Linked DNA regions of Homo sapiens: region 2 is linked to region 1. The links are chromatin loops, found by intact Hi-C in ENCODE. Cell type or tissue: natural killer cell. All regions are shown on one strand. Links, peaks and the distances in the headings refer to the core of each region. The heading gives the core; the rest is flanking DNA.

Region 1 (8,690 bases), core at 1,801-6,800:
AGAACATTTACATTAGCCTACAGTTGGGCAAAGTCATCTGGCAGCACAGTACATTGTAGAATATCAGTTGTTTACCCTTGTGATTACATCGCTGACTGGGAGACGCTGCCCAGCCTTGGAAAAGAGTATCCTACTTCATGTCACTAGCCTGCAAAAAGATCAAAATTCAAAATTGGATTATAGTTTCTACTAAATGCACGTCACTTTCACACAGCTATAAAGTCAAACCATAGTAAGTCAGAGACCATCTATACATGTTTTATATTCACCTAAGCTGAACATTTTGAAAACTGAACTCATAATTTCAAACCTGTTCGTCCTCCTGTATCCTTTCATCTCTGTTAGTGGCATCATGAACAGCCACACACTAATCCCAGCTTACGAGTCATCTAGTCAAAACTCAGCCCTCCCTCATCCTCCCACCTCCAATCCATTCTGAAGTCTTTCATCTGTTTATTAGTGCCTAAAATATCTTAAACCTGCCCCCTCCTCTTCATCCCCACTGCCACAACCTAAGTTTAGACTCTCATTATCTCTCTCCAAAACTATTGCCTCAGCTTCCTAATTAATCTCTCTGTCTTTCAGCCTCCTCAGGGTTGCAGTGATCTAAATGCAAATCTCAACATGTCATCATGCGTCTCTGTCAAGGATTAGGTGTAGTCAAATCTCCTTACCCTAGAACACATGCAGCAGGATCTGGCCACTGCCTGAACTGCGTCATCTCTCTGCATTTCCCTTGCCTCCTCTCTCCCACACTCTCTCTTTTGATTACCAATTTTAGGCGACAGGTTCCCAAAACACCCCTGTGCTTTTTCATACCACTGAACTTTTGCTTATGTTGTTTCCTCTGCTTGGAACACCACCTGGTTAACCGTACTCATCTTCAAAACACAGCTCAGGATTTATTTCCTGTAAGAATCAGTCCCAGATCCCAACCCCACCCCCTGGGTCAGTACTTCTCAAATATTTAGCATGCAAATGATTCACCTAGGGACTTGTTAAGACAAAAATCACATTCAGTCAGTCTTGGGTGGAACTGGACAGTCTGTATTTCTAACAAACTTCCAGGAGATGCTGCCGCTGGTGGAGCCACACGTGGAGTAGGAAGGCCTTGGGTTCTGTGACTGCACTATCTCCCATGCATTAAATACCCTGGCTTTATGTCTTCCCACATTAAAAGCTCTTTGGGATTAGAATCAAGACTTCTTTGCATCTTAAGTGCCAAATATATATGTTTACCAAGAAAACTGAGTTCTCACTGAATGTTTTTAGCTTTTTTTTCTTATAATTTTCCCCCCGTTTTCCTCTGGCAAAGAAATGATTTTGTAGCCTGAGGTCTTTAGGTGTTGGCATGACTAGAAGGGAATAAATATTGGGTCATTGTATTTGTGTGTCATGTGTGTATGTGTGTGCACACACACATACACACACACGCCCCTCTTCCCTAAAAGAGAAGACTGCCAGACAAGGAATTCCTAACTTAGAAACAAACCTGACCTTGGCACAAATGCATGGAAAGCCACAATACACATATATTTTCTCCCTTTCCTTCCTGTTTCCCTCCTCTTTCCCAAATAGGAGGTGCTGTTCCAGAGGCAGATGGCCATACCGCAGAGATATCTCACAATACATGAGACTATCCAGCTGTCTCCTAATTCATTTATTAAACGAATATTGACTGAACACCAACTATGTACCAAGCATCATTTTCTCACTTCACAGTTATCTCTCTCCCACCCCCTACCCCCCACAGTCTAGCTAGGCTGCCTGTCCTGTTCTTACTTTGTTAGGCGCAGATTTTTATCTTAAAGGGCCAATGCTTTGTACAAAGTCTCATGCCATTTCATCTTCCATATATTTTACAACAGATGGCAGGTAAATAATGCCAGACCGGCAAAGTCCGAAGTAAAATAAAAAAGAATAGGGCTTTTTATGTGAAGATGTAAAAGGATATAGGGCTGAAGTCAAGAGAAGACTTCTGGGAGAAGGAGGAAATGTGAGGTTACACCTAGGACCTGATCCTGAGGGAGTTGTCAGAGAAGCCCCACCCTGGAACCTGAGAAGAACTAAGTGAGTGGACTCCCTGAGGAGCCAGGGACCTTTGTTCCTCATCTCCTAACCACCTGCCTACATTCCTTCTGCTCTAACAACACAGGCCCATCTGCTGTTCCCCGAACAAGCTGTGTATTTTCACTTTCCCGGACTTTGCTCATGTTGAACTCTCTGCCTCTATCATGTTTCCTCTCTTCCTTTGCCATTCTTCAGGCTCAGTATAAATGTTGCTTCTTTGTAAACCTCTCCCGAAGTTCTTAATCAGAATCCCCTTCACTCTCTGTAACCTTATAAGTGGTTATCACAGCTGGATTTTTGCTATAATTAGTGAGTGAATTAGTTATATCCTTGCCTTGCTTCTTGTTCACACTCTTTGAGTGTGGAGACCCTTCTTTGCAACCCTTTGTATGGCCTGTACATAGCACATTGTCACTATGTATGTTGAAGGGGAGGAGCATCAACCAAATGATGAAAAAACTTAGACTGAAATGAGGTCTCAGAGCTTCTTCTGCAGAAAATCACTGTTGTACAATTACTTTGGAGAGAAGGTGACAATAGCATTGCAAAGGAGAGTCTTGATTACACGATGCTTTCCTAATTTGCCGCCAAATAATTCTTCCTCCGTGTTCTTTTTTTGTTCTTGTTTTGTTTTGTTTGTTTGTTTGTTTTTCTCTGCAGCCCAAGCTGGAGTGCGTGGCGCGCTCTCCGCTCACTGCAAGCTCAGCCTCCCGGGTTCACGCCAGTCTCCTGCCTCAGCCCCCTCCCCGAGTAGCTGGGACTACAGGCGCCCGCCGCCACGCCCAGCTAATTTTTTGTATTATTCGTAGGGACGAGGTTTCACTGTGTTAGCCAGGATGGTCTCGATCTCCTGACCTCATGATCCTCCCGCCTCGGCCTCCTAAAGTGCTGAGATTACGGGCTTGAGCCACCGCGCCCGGCCATCTTCCTCCATGTTCTTTAGGGAATCCATAGAGGCTTAGAGAAGGAAGTCAAGAGCTAACAATTACAATTACTATGGTACAGCCAAGCAGCCAAACTTAAAGTAATTTCTACTGAGGATCTGAGGTCATATCAAAGAAGAGCTAGTTACAGGGCCACAATAGTGGAAAACTGCTGAAAACAGCTGGTATGACAGCATTGAATGAAATGTTATTTTATACACGGGAAGATGTCTCTCCCTGGTTTTAATATAGAACTACAAAAAGATGCAAGTGTCTCTAAAAGCTGAAAGGAATAGCAATATAAATTACAATTAACCTTTATTAAGGCCTATATGTTCATAAATGTTCCGAAGCACTTTACAGGTGTTAACTCATTTTATCTGCTCAACAATGCTATGATTGTAGGTATTATAATCATCCTTAATTTATCAATGAGGAAACTGACCCAGAAAAGTAAAGATTTGTTCAAAGTCACAAAGCTAATGAAGTGTAGCACCAAGATTCAAACCCAGTCAGCCTGGCTCCAGGGCTTAAGCTTGCATCTCTGTCATTTTGATGTACCTACTGTGCTCTACTGAGGAATTCTGATGGATACTTTACAAGCCCATTTCTTTACAATAAGGTAGGTTATACCCTTTCCCAAACAAGGAAAACTGAAGAGAAGTTAAGTAACTCACTCAAGACCATACAACCAGCAATTGCTGGCTTCATATTTATGATAAATATTGTTTAGTCATGCTTAGGTCTATTGGTGTATGGAGCCAACCTTGTAGAGCCAATACCATCATCAGAGTCCTCAGGTTTGAAAAAAAAGACTTTGCTAATCTATAGAGGATTTTTATATAATTGTGCATAATGCGGTCAAACAGAACTATTAATACATATAAGGTAACTATGTAAGTGATCAAATGCTTTGTCCTATGCTCCAGGTCTTCCTCAGATTAAAAAAAAAAAACTGGTTCATTTTATATGAATTTCTTTTCCCAGAAAGCAAGGTAAAGTTCCAAATACAAAGTGCTTTCAAAATGTAATTGATACCTTCCTTCATTGGTTACATATTATATAAAGTACACTTTTCTGGAAAATGAAGTATATTCCCTTATAGGAACTCAGTTACAACTCTGAATTATTGCCATTCATTTTATCTTACTTTTGTGTTACACTCCATCATAAATTTTAATTTACCAAGTATATTGACAGCAAGCTGGCTGTGACATGTCAACCCCACTGATTGCCAGAACTGATTTGCTGGATCTGCCCTGTTAAGATGGTGTCCCATTTCTTCCTGGCTCTGCCACATGTGTTTTTCCAAAATCTGGACACTTTACTGGAGAGGATGATTTCTCTAGATGGAGAAAGACCATGGTCTACAGAGAATCAAGTTCTTCTGCTGGAATACTCAAGGCATGTTGAGTAGGTTCCCCTGCCTGACTGTGTCTCTCCCAGTAGTTAAGATAATGAGCCACTTGAAGGTGGAGATTTCATCTTTGTGTCTCCAGCCTCCTAGCACCATACCTGGCATGTGTTAGATTTTTTAAAATGTTTCTTGAATGAAAAAAAAGGAAACAGACACACAGCCGGCTCCTGTATTCATATAGCTTCAATTCTACATGAAGGCAACACCTATAAATAAAAATACAGACACAGAACATTCAAACATGCATGGACACAATCTAAACCCCCTTCTTTAGAGTCCTTACACAGTTTACAAACGGAAAAGGCACCATCCTAGAATAGCCAGTAGAGGGCATCACACACCAAATGTAGTCAGAATGTGGCTACAGAAATTGAGTTCAAGTTCTAGTTCCTGCTGATCTGAAGGATTCTAAATGGACACCAAAGCAGAGAATATTGTTGGCCTGTGCTCTGCAAGTACCTGTATTTCTATTTTGGTGTAATCACGGATAGAAATGTTCCTGTTTGCCTCATTTCATTTTCAGAGATGACTTTTAAAGCATGAAACAGTGAAAAATGCTTATTATAATGGCAAATTTGAAAAGCAAGATACAAAACTGCTTAGGTCTATTGGTGTATGGAGCCAATATGAAATCTGATAACTGCTATGTCAATAAATTTTCTTAAAAGACAAAGCAAACCTGGCATGATGGTGTGTGCCCAGCTATCCTACTTGGGAAGCTAAGGCGGGAGGATCGCTTGAGTCTGTGAGCTCGAGGTTGTAGTGAACTGTGAATGCGCAGCTGCACTCCAGCCTGGATAACAGAGTGAGACCCTGTCTCAAAAAAAAAAAAAAGAAAGAAAAGAAAAGAAAAAGAAAAGACAAAGCATTGAAATAAAATGGAAAGAAGAAACATGAACAGTGATTCTCTTTGTGATGACTTTTTAGATATACATGCATTTTTATTTTTCTGTATCCTCCAAATTTCTTGAGCACTTTGATAATGTAAAATATATATTTGGCACAAAACAAGATTTAATATTTATTAATGGGTAGCGTTTATGAAAAGTTCTCTGTAGCCACATATTGTGTTTCATTCTTTTTGGAGATATAGTTATTGATGGTGGGTGTGGGGAACCTCTATTGGCCATTTAAGTCCGTGGTTCTTGATAGTGGCTCTTCATTGGAATCACCCAGGGCACATCTCCATCGCCAAACTCAGGCCTCACTTCAGGGATTCTGATTTGATGATGAACCTAAAACTATCAACAATGTTTATTTTCAAGACACTTAGGAGAGGTGCTATTAGAATAAGTGCTCTTCTGTTTCAGTAACTTGTACCTCTTGAGAAGAAAATGTCAAGTCTAGAAAAAGAACTTCAGAGATTGAATAACCACACACTAACTGATTGATCTATGTGTGGGAAATGGTGTAACAACTACACCCTGAATCAGGGCTGCCACAGTTGTATGTGTGTATACAACTTACAGCTCTAAAAACTGGCTTGATTCCAACATTTCCTCTAACTACCCTGCAGCCCTTGGGAGATAATTAGCTAATGACAGTAAAGGGCTTTTAAACTTGAAACATGTTATATAAATGCTAAACACAGGAAACACACAGAGGATTTCCACTGATTGCCAATACTTTGCAACCAGAGACAATTGGACACCTCTTTCAGCCAATTTCTTTTTTTTTTTTTTTTTTTTTTGCAACTGAAATCTTCCTAATCTTTAATCCCAGGGAAACAAAGGAAGTTCTTTTTTTAATGCCTTTCCTACAAATCAAAGACCTAAGAGGGTTGCTCCTTTGACTATCTCACAAGTGAGGTTCCAACAAAACACCACGTTGTAATGTGGTTTGTATGGATGAAGGTTTTGCAGTTCGCTGGTTTGCTTGTATAACTGAAGCTGGGTGCTACCCAAAAAAAGGGTCATACCAGGTTGTCCAGTAGGAGTCCTGGTACTACCCTATACATCATCTCTTGTTTAAAGCAAATAATTTGTGCATGTGGTAATAAATCACATTGTATAAAATAATTTCCATTGAAAAGCAATAGCCTTTCCTCCCTCCCCTTCTTGCTCAGCTCCAGTTCTTCTGCAGAGAAAAACTTCCTTGTTTCATCTGGTATGAGATCACTTGGTGTTTACTTCCATTGCACTCTATATTGCTCTTCTTGGTTTACCAACTTTAATCAATAGCGTTAATTTCACAGTATAAAAATGAGCACGTCTCATATTACCCTCCTCTTCCCAATGTTTAAAACAGTAATCATATATTTTATTTCCTCTTTTGGAACTAAACTTTTATATTTTTAAATAAGTACTCAAATTTCTATTGATTTTTAATAGCATATCTCTGGCTTTCTGTTCTATAAAATGTAGTGGCTCCCCTTCCCATTCCTGCACTTTTCTTCTCTCTTACATTTTTGTCAGCTATACTTTACAACTAACAAAATGGTTAATATTTGTATTGTGTACTGCCATCATAAAAAACTATTTTCTACTTTTTTTATAGGTTGACTTTAGAAGTTAAAAATCTACATAATTCCTTCCAAAAAGTGAGAGGTGACAGCGTGCTGGCAGTCCTCACAGCCATCGCTTGCTCTCTGCGCCTCCTCTGCCTGGGCTCCCACTTTGGCGGCACTTGAGGAGCCCTTCAGCCCGCTGCTGCACTGTGGGAGCCCCTTTCTGGGCTGGCCAAGGCCGGAGCCGGCTCCCTCAGCTTGCAGGGAGGTGTGGAGGGAGAGGCGCGGGCGGGAACCAGGGCTGCGCGTGGTGCTTGCGGGCCAGCGCGAGTTCCGGGTGGGCGTGGGCTAGGCGGACCCCGCACTCGGAGCCGCCAGCCGGACCCACCGGCCCGGGCAGTGAGGGGCTTAGCACCTGGGCCAGCAGCTGCTGTGCTCAATTTCTCGCAGGGCCTTAGCTGCCTTCCCACCAGGCAGGGCTTGGGACCTGCAGCCCGCCATGCCTGAGCCTCCCCAAGCTCCGTGGGCTCCTGTGCGGACCGAGCCTCCCCGAGGAGCGCAGCCCCCTGCTCTATGGCACCCAGTCCCATCAACCACCCAAGGGCTGAGGAGTGCGGGCGCACGTTGCGGGACGGGCAGGCAGCTCCACCTGCAGCCCCCCACTGCAGGATCCACTGGGTGAAGCCAGCTAGGCTCCTGACTCTGGTGGGGACTTGGAGAACCTTTATGTCTAGCTAAGGGATTGTAAATACACCAATCAGCACTCTGTATCTAGCTCAAGGTTTGTAAACACACCAATCAGCACCCTGTGTCTAGCTCAGGGTTTGTGAATGCACCAATCCACACTCTGTATCTAGCTACTCTGGTGGGGACTTGGAGAACCTTTTTGTCCACACTCTGTATCTAGCTAATCTAGTGGGGACGTGGAGAACCTTTGTGTCTAGCTCAGGGATTGTAAACGCACCAATCAGCACCCTGTCAAAACAGACCACTCCGCTCTCTGTAAAATGGACCAATCAGCAGGATGTGGGTGGGGCCAGATAAGAGAATAAAAGCAGGCTGCCCGAGCCAGCAGTGGCAACCCGCTGGGGTTGCCTTCCACACTGTGGACTCTTTGTTCTTTCACTCTTTGCAATAAATCCAGCTGCTGCTCCCTCTTTGGGTCCACACTGCCTTTATGAGCTGTCACACTCACCGCGAAGGTCTGCAGCTTCACTCCTGAGCCAGCGAGACCACGAACCCACCAGAAGGAAGAAACTCCGAACACATCCTAACATCAGAAGGAACAAACTCCAGACGCACCACCTCAAGAGCTGTAACACTCACCGTGAGGGTCCGCAGCTTGATTCTTGAAGTCAGTGAGACCAAGAACCCACCAATTCCGGACACAAAAGTATAATAAGGAAAGGGGGAGAGGACAAGTGATCATACATTGGAGAAACCTGGTAAACTCTAGCTCAATCAGGTGATTGAAGTCAGGGTCAACAGTCATACTGATAGTATGTACTATCTATACATAGTATGAATGTGCTCTTGACTTCATGTGATAAAAATGGCACCTTACCTTTGCGGTCCTCTTCACGAAACCAATCACCCCAGTCTAATAATGAGAAAAAAATAAAAATAAAAAAATCCCAAGTGAGAGACAGTCTACAAAACCGTAATTAGTACTCCTCAAAATTCAAAATCATCGAAAACAAGAAAAGCCTGAGAAACTGCTATAGCCTAGAGGAGCCTAAGAAGACGCGGCAACGAAATGAAATGTGATAACCTGGATGCGATGAGATTCTAGAAGAAAGACATGAGGGAGAAAATAAAAAAAACTGCATAAGTT
Region 2 (8,690 bases), core at 1,401-6,400, 500 kb after region 1:
TCAGGGAAGGACAAAAGGAAAGGAGAGGGACTAGAAAGTTCTTACTTGACTGATGCTTTAATTCTGCCATTTTACTCTCTGAGCCTGACTGACGTTTAAAGGTAAATTTTTCTCTGTGCGGCCAGTCTGGATTCTCTGACAGCTCGCCTGCTGGGCCCCTCTGACCATACCTGACACAGCGTTGGCAGTGTCCTCATTCTACTGATCACCACCACTCCCCACTTAGCTTCTGGATTTTACACAGCCCATGCCAAGCCCAGACTCTGCTAGAATCCTCCTGCCATCTACCCAAAGCTCTGGTTAACCTGGCAGGCTCACTGCCATAATGATTCCAGGTAGAGATCCTCCCAGATCCCATTTCCTGTAAAACCAGCAAATGTCTTGGATGTCTCTCTCTGGATCCCTCAGGCAAACAGTCACAGCATCCTGCCACAGAGAGCTCAGATTTGTGTTCCACACCAGTCCAGTGTGCTCCCTAACTGCAGGCAGCACTGATTAAGGTCTTCAAGGGTCTCCTGAAACACTTCCTAGACCTAATTGAAGGACAAAGCTCTTTTCAAGAGGTAAGTTTGTAATTCTACCCTCTGTGTCTGTTCTCAACCTTTTATGTCTTCGATGTGGATGACAGGTTTTAAATGTATCAAAACTGGTTCTCATAATTTTATTTGAAAATTTATATAGAGTCTGACAATCACTTTGGGATTCAGTATCTACTGTATCTTGATGTGTGAGACAAAAATTCCTCTTTGAAATCCTATCATACAACAAAATAGATCAATCGAAAAGGTTCTCATAAACAAATGAGAATTAGGATACAGGTAATTTAGAGTTCCTTGGCATACAAAAGAAATAGGAAAAATAAGTATCCTTATTCATCATTAGAAACTGAAGCCCAGGTATCATCCCCTGATCATAAGAGAATATGATAAGTGCTCCTCCTCGTTGCTTCCACTGTACTTTATATATTGCTACTATCATAGCTCTTACCATTTGCTTTTAAATTTACTAGATTTTAAGCTTCTGGAGAAAATGAGATATATTTATTTTTATTTGTACCTCCTGTGCCTAGCACAGTGTCTAGAATATTGTGGAAACTCAATAAATGCTTATTAATCTAAATTAAAGAGATATGGATTTCTACTTAGACTCTCATGATATTTGATTGGCTTAGGAATGTAGTATTCCTCTTTCCCAGGCTCTTTATCAGTAAAATGGGAAAAACACCAATTATCTTAACTAATAAAGATGAAAACTAGTAAAAATGATTTAAAAACCACTCTTAAAACAAAAGGATTTATAAGCACTAGTCGTCAGTTCTATCATGCTCCATGTCTGGCAGTACCGTCTCCCCACATGGGCTGTTAAAATGACCTAGAATCATAAATTTTTGTCAGTCTATTAGATAGGAAGGTGAACTCTGTGTTCCTCTGTGGGATTTGTTGCCCTCATAGTCCTTGAAGAATCTTAATTTATTATATGGATAAAAAAATAAAGTTAAGCTAAGAGAACTTTCGAATTAAATTGTACCTTTTGTTTTGTTAGCCATGAACAGTCATAGAGCGACAGCAGTAGTACTAGAAAAAGCATGTAGTCTATTTTTGTAACATCTTTTTGTTAAACATCTGAAAAAACAAGAGGGGCCCAGTCTGTTGTTTGCTTAAGCTTCTGTGAAATGTGTCCATCCAATTCAGCATATGTCAATATGTTCCTCATTTATTGCTGTGTAAAAATTATCTAAAATATATAAGCTGAAAACAATAAATATTTATTGTCTCATAGTTTCTGCGGGTCAGGAATATGAGAGAGGCTTAGGTGGATAGTTGTGGTTCAAGGTTTCTCATGTGGCTTCAGTCAAGGTATCTTCCAGGGCTGTTGCCATCTGAGTCTTAACTGAGTCTGGAGGAGCTGCTTGACTGACAGCTATGGCTGTTGGCAGGAGGCTTCAGTTCCTCTTCACATCAGCCTCTCCATAAGGCTCATGACATGGCTTCCCCCAGGGACAAAGAAAGCAGATTCCAAGGGTAAAAGCTGTAGATTTGTAATAACCTAGTCTTAGAAGTGAATATTGTTACTTTCAGTGTATTCAAATTGTTAGGAATTAGTCATTAAAACCAACCTATACTCAAGGGGAGGGGAATTAGGCTATACCTCTTAAAGGGAGGAGAGTCAAATAATTTGTGGACATACTTTCCAAACCACCACAGGCAACATGCTGACTTAAGAAAATAGTCTTAGATAGTTTTAACTTCTTTGTTTTTCAGTGTGACTTTAAGATGTAAAATATAAAATTTTATGTATAAAATATCTTACGGTAACCCAACTTCCCCCAGAAGTAAACAATTAAGTAGTAGTATTATATGAAGGCACTAAAGGAAGAAGTCATTAAATTTTATGCTATAGCTCAGGTGAAAAGGAAAATATCTTGCATCTGTGGCTAAGTTATAAACCATTGACATCAATTAGCCTCTTTTTGCCATAGCAGTGAAAATGGGCAACTCTTGCTGATGGCTTTATCTTAAAGTGTCTTCAGATGTGTGGTTAAATATGCGGTCAAAGGGTTTTCATCATCTACCTTGTCATTATATATACTTCCTTTTTGTTGACTTCTAGTTAACTTTGAAAAGTCAATCCATTCCAACCTAAATAAGTATTTTATAGAGAACATTTATAAATTTATAAAATAAAAAGCTGCCATTAAATATTATTACAGACATAATATAGTTGTACTTCTTAGAGATGTATGTAATTGTTACAGAACCTTGCCAACTTTCATTTTCATTCTCCCTTTATTTTATTTTTCATATAGATGTAGAGCAGAATATTAGTCTTAGTATTAGTCTAGTAGTACTAGTATTAGTCTAATAGCATTAGACTAGTATTAACTATTAGACTAGTATTAGTCAACTAATTAGTATTAGCCTAATAAATATAGATAGCATTCAATGGCGTAAAAGGCTGGAATGGTTCTAGAACAGTTCTGTTGTCATGTTATTCTGGTAGGAACAGAATGAAGTTTACTAGGAGAATTGAGGATGGAATAAAGAGCTTATTCAATTTTCCCTAATATATGGGCTGTTTGAATTGGAAGAAATCTGTTCTATTATTAAGAACATGGAAGAAATCTATTATTAAGTACAATCAAGAAGCAGGAAAAAGAACTGCCACTGAGTACCCCTTTTATCCTTCTTGGACAAGGGCAGAACATTGCACAGGATTTGGAATGGATGCAGCTAGTGATTAAGGTGATGTTAGTGATTTCTATTGTAGTACTGACTGTGTGGCCATAGATCTCACAGCCTTGGAATCAGTGTGCTTCAAGCCTCGTATCGCCCTCTTGTGGCCAGAGTTCATCTACTTATAGAAATTCTGTTTCTCACAGATTCCTCTTCTAGAGTTACATCAAAAATAAAGGATTGTTTCTCACTGCTTTCTTCCTCCCACAAGAAACTCATTAGAAGTGGGAACCTTATTTATCATGAATTTATCTGCTTTATGTGCTTACCAGCAGTAGGAATCAAGACATCAAGACATCCTTATCATCACCGAGTGGTTGGAGATTGTTACTGTTTCTTCCTTGTACTAGAGTCTGTATAGAACTCAAGGCTTGTTTCCTTTTCATTTTGTCCCAATGTATGATTATTACAAGCAGAAATATAAGAAATGCCTGATTATGTATGTTGACAAAATTATGACCTTGGAGAGATATTACTTGGAGATATATATTTATTAATAAAATCTCAATAATTTCATAAATCATTCAATTGTCATATTGAGGTGAAGCAACTTATATTAATATATATCAGAAGCCAATAATATAATTAGAAAAGTAACACTATCTGATAGTGATTTGTGATGTTGATGAAAGAGGCACTTCCTAAACATCTAACTTAGATGTCCGTAATATGCTCATTTACTAATAGGTTTCTAAGATTATCACAGCAGGTGCTACATATCATCATCACACTTTGTCAACTCAAAATAATTTTTACCAACTCCTACTTTCCACTGTGGAAGCATAATAAACAAAATAAAGACCTGCTTTTTTATATTCCTATTTTTAAAATGGAAAAAATTAGAATTAAATATGTCAATCCAGAAAATGAATAAATTATGTGTTCAGCTCAATAAACTATCAGTGCCACCTACTGAATCACATACCAAAGCTTCAACACCAGAAATACTTGGTAACATACTCCTCTGAGAAACTAAAGACAAGAAGTCAGCTACAACTAAAGACCCTGCACAAAATCCCGGAACACATTATTCTGACTTCTTGTGCCATTTTGGCAGCTTTTAATCTTTATACGAATGGAACCACACAGTATGTATTCTTTAGCATTTGGTTTCTTTCGTACATCATTATGTTTGAGAGATTCATCTATGTTGTGATGAGCTACAGTTCTTCCATTTTAATTGCTCTATAGTGTTCCATCATGTTCGGCATATATAGCCTCTTTATCTTTAAAAAATGCTCTCTGTTTCAAAGCCTAGTTTCTAATATTAATATACCTGTACCAGTTTTTTTTGGTTAAAATTTTTATGGTATATCATTTTTCTATTATTTTAATTTCAACATTTCATTCTAATATTTTACAGTGTGTCTCTTGTAAGCAGAATATAGATAGGTTTGTAATATTATCCAGTATGATAATCTTTGTTTTTCATTTGGGACACTTAATCCATTTATATTTTGATATGGTTTGGCTGTGTCCCCACCCAAATATCATCTTGAATGCTAGCTCCCCTAATTCCCTTATGTTGTGGGAGGGACCAAGTGGGAGGTAATTGATTAATGGGAGCAGTTTCCTCTATACTGTTCTCATGGTACTGAATGAGTATCATGATATCTAATGGTTTTATAAGGGGAAATCTTTTGCTTGCCTCTCATTCTATTCTCTTGTCTGCCACCAGGTGAGATGTGACTTTTGCCTTCCACCACGACTGTGCCCGGTCTTGGGTATGTCTTTATCAGCAGCAGGACAATGGACTCCTACAGTAAATTGGTACCAGTAGAGTGGGCGCTGCTGAAAAGATACCCAAAAATGTGAAAGTGACTTTGGAACTGGGTAACACGCAGAGGTTGGAACAGTTTGGAGGGCTCAGAATAAGACAGAAAAATGTGGGAAAGTTTGGAACTTCCTAGAGACTTGTTGAATGGCTTTGTGCAAAATGCTGATAATGACATGGACAATGAAATCCAGGTTAATATGGTCTCTGATGGAGATGAAGAACTTGTTGGGAACTGGAGCAAAGGTGACTCTTGTTTTAGCAAAGAGACTGGTGGCATTTTGCCCCTGCTCTAGAGATTTTTGGAACTTTGAACTTAAGAGAGATGATTTAGGTATCTGGCAGAAGAAATTTCTAAGCAGCAAAGCACTCAAGAGGTGACTTGAGTGCTGTTAAAGGCATACAGTTTTAAAAGGGAAACAGTATAAAAGTTCAGAAAATTTGCAGCCTGACAATGTGATAGAAAGGAAAATCCCATTTTCTGAGGAGAAATTCAAGCTGGCTGCAGAAATTTGCATATGTAATGAGGAGCTGAATGTTAATCCCCAAGACAATGGGAAAAATGTCTCCAGGGCATGTTAGAGGTTTTCACGGCAGCTCCTTCCATCACAGGCCTGGAAGCCTAAAAGGTAAAAGTGGTTTCTTGGGCCAGGCCCAGGGTCCCTCTGCTGTGTGCAGTCTAGGGACTTGATGCCCTGCATCCCAGCTGCTCCAGCTGTGACTAAAAGGAGCCAAGGTACAGCTCAGTCCATGGCTTCAGAGGATGCAAGCCCCAAGCCTTGGCAGCTTCCATGTGGTGTTGAGCGTGCCAGTGCACAGAAGTCAAGAATTGGGGTTTGGGAACCTCCGCCTAGGTTTCAGAGGATGTATGGAAATGCCTAGATGTCCAGGCAGAAGTTTCCTGCAGGGGCGGGGCCCTCATGGAGAACCTCTGCTAGGGCAGTGTGGAAGGGAAATGTGGGATCAGAGCCCCCACACAGAATCCCTGCTGGGACACTGCCTAGTGGAGATGTGAGAAGAGGGCCACCATCCTCCAGACCCCAGAATAGTAGATCCACTGATATCTTGCACCATGCACCTGGAAAACCTGCAGAAGTCAATGCCAGCCTGTGAAAGCAGCCAGTAGGGAGGCTGTACCATGCAAAGCCACAGGGGTGGAGCTGCCCAAGACCATGGAAATCCATCTTGCATCAGCATGACTTGGATGTGAGACATGGAGTCAAGGGAGATCATTCTCGAGTTTTAAGATTTGACTGCCCTGCTGGATTTTAGACTTACATGGAACTTGTAGCCCCTTTGTTTTGGCCAATTTCTTCCATTTGGAATAGGCGTATTTACCCAATACCTGTACCCCCATTGTATCTAAGAAGTAACTAACTTGCTTTTGATTTTACAGGCTCATAGGTGGAAGGGACTTACCTTGTCTTAGGTGAGACTTTGAACTATGGACTTTTGAGTTAATGCTAAATGAGTTAAGACTTTGGGGAACTTTTGGGAAGCCATGATTAGTTTTGAAATGTGAGGAAATGAGATTTGGGAGGGGCCAGGGCAGAATGATATGGTTTGGCAGTGTCCCCACTCAAATCTCATCTTCAACTGTGGCTCCTATTATTCTCTGGTTTTGTGAGAGGGACCCGGAGATAATTTTATCATAGGGACATGTTCCCCCATACTGTTCTCATGGTAGTGAATAAGTCTCATGAGATCTGATGGTTTTATAAGGGGAAACCCCTTTCACTTGGCGCTCATTCTCTTTTCTTGTCTGCCACCAGGTGAGACTTGCCTTTCTCCTTCTGCCATGATTGTGAGGCTTCTTCAGCCACGTGGAACTGTGAGTCATTAAATCTCTTTCTTTTGTAAATCACCCAGTCTTGGGTATGTCTTTATCAGCAGCATAAAATGGACTAATATTTAATATAATTACTAATATATTTATGTATATTCACATTGTTGTGCATATATTACCACCATCCATCTCCAGAACATTTTTATTTTCTAAAACTGAAACTTCATGCCCATTAAACAATGACACCCATTCCACCTTCTTTCTAACCCCTGGGAACTACCACTCCATCTTCTGTCCCTGTGAATTTGACTAATAAAGGTATGCCATGTAAGTGGAATTATACAATATTTATCCTTTTATTCTTTGCTTATTCCACTTAGTACAATGTCTTCAGGATTCATCCATGTTGTATCATGTGTCAGAACTTCATTCTTTTTTCTAGAGATCCATTTTAGTTAAAAAATTTTCTTGAGTTTCTGAATATCTTCTAAATCTTTTTAAATGTTACTTTTTATTTATTTATTTTTTGATTTCCAACTTTTATATTAAGTTTAGGGGACATATGCAGATTGCACAGGTTTGTTACACAGGTAAATGTGTGCCATGGTGGTTTGGTGCACAGATAACCCAATCACCTAGGTATTAAGCCCAGCATCCATTAGCTATTTTTCCTGATGCTCTCCCTCCTCCCACCACCTACCGTGCAACAGGCCCCAGTGTGTCCATATGCATAGCCATATCCCCTCAATATGTCCATATGTTCTCCTTATTCAGCTCCCACTTATAAGTGAGAACACGTGATATTTGATTTTCTGTTCCTGTGTTCGGTTGCTGAAGATAATGGTGTCCAGCTCCATCCATGTTCCTGCAAAAGACATGATCTCATTTTTTCTATGGCTGCATAGTATTCTATGGTGTATATGTACCACATTTTCTTGATCTAGTCTATCATTGATGGGGATTTAGGTTGATTCCATGTCTTTGTTATTGTGAATAGTGCTGCAATGAACATACATGCGCATGTATCTTTATAATATATTGATTTATATTCCTTTAGGTATATACCCAGCAATGGGATTGCTGGTTCAAAAGGTATTTCTGCCACTAGGTCTTTGAGGAATCACCACACTGTCTTCCATAATGGTTGAACTAATTTACACTTCCACCAACAGTGTAAAAGCATTTATTTCCTCCACAACCTCACCAGCATCTATTGTTTTTTTGACTGTTTAATAATGGCCATTCTGATTGATGTGAGATGGTATCTCATAGTTTGATTTTCATTTCTCTAATGATTAGTGATGCTGAATTTTTTTTCATATGCTTTTTGGCTGCATGTGGTCTTCTTTTGAGAAGTGTCTGTTTATGTCCTTTACCCACTTCTTAATGGGGTTGTTTGTTTTCTCGTAAATTTGTTTAAGTTCCTAGTAGGTGCTGGATATTAGGCCTTTTTCAGATGGATAGATTGCAAAAATTTTCTCCCATTCTGTGGGTTGTCTGTTCACTCTGATGATAGTTTCTTTTGCTGTGCAGAAGCTCTTTTGTTTAATTAGATTGCATTTGTCAATCTTTGCTTTTCGCATCTTTATCAAGAAATCTTTGCCAGTGCTTATGTCCTGAATGGTATTGCCTAGATTTTTTCGTAGGGTTTTTATAGTTTTTGATTTTACATTTATATCTTTAATCCATCTTGAGCTGATTTTTGTATATGGTGTAAAGAAGGGGTCCAGTTTCAATTTTCTGCATATGGCTAGCCAGTTCTCCCAGCACTATTTATTAAATAGGGACTCCTTTCCCTATTGCTTGTTTTTGTCAGGTTTGTTGAAGATCAAGTGGTGTTTAATGTGTGGTCTTATTTCTGGGTTCTCTATTCTGTGCTATTGGTCTATGTGTCTGT

The links. A loop is a pair of places that touch in the nucleus more often than their neighbours do. Peaks named below come from ENCODE experiments on the same cell type or tissue, not always from the same donor. Only the 100,000 strongest peaks of a DNase experiment are listed, where the experiment ranks them.
Region 2: a loop joins it to region 1, with 20 times the contacts of the local background. A loop is called at or near these places in 25 of 110 quality-filtered maps.

The regions. Positions count from the first base shown.
Region 1 is chr1:89,983,443-89,992,132 of GRCh38, reverse strand. LOC105378847 (a long non-coding RNA gene) reads right to left here. Exons shown (of 3, transcript XR_001738142.2): 3 at 5,315-8,456. It also overlaps the pseudogene RN7SKP272. Among named protein-coding and RNA genes, the nearest start is that of ZNF326, 7.3 kb to the left of the region's middle. In natural killer cell, for the core only: CTCF peaks have their summits at 4,504 and 4,707 (motif pointing right); a DNase peak (open chromatin) is centred at 4,742.
Region 2 is chr1:89,478,085-89,486,774 of GRCh38, reverse strand. It overlaps LOC105378844 (a long non-coding RNA gene), which reads left to right and starts at 6,803. Exons shown (of 3, transcript XR_947581.2): 1 at 6,803-6,838. In natural killer cell, for the core only: CTCF peaks have their summits at 3,152 and 3,351 (motif pointing left); a DNase peak (open chromatin) is centred at 3,314; H3K27me3 peaks cover 253 bases.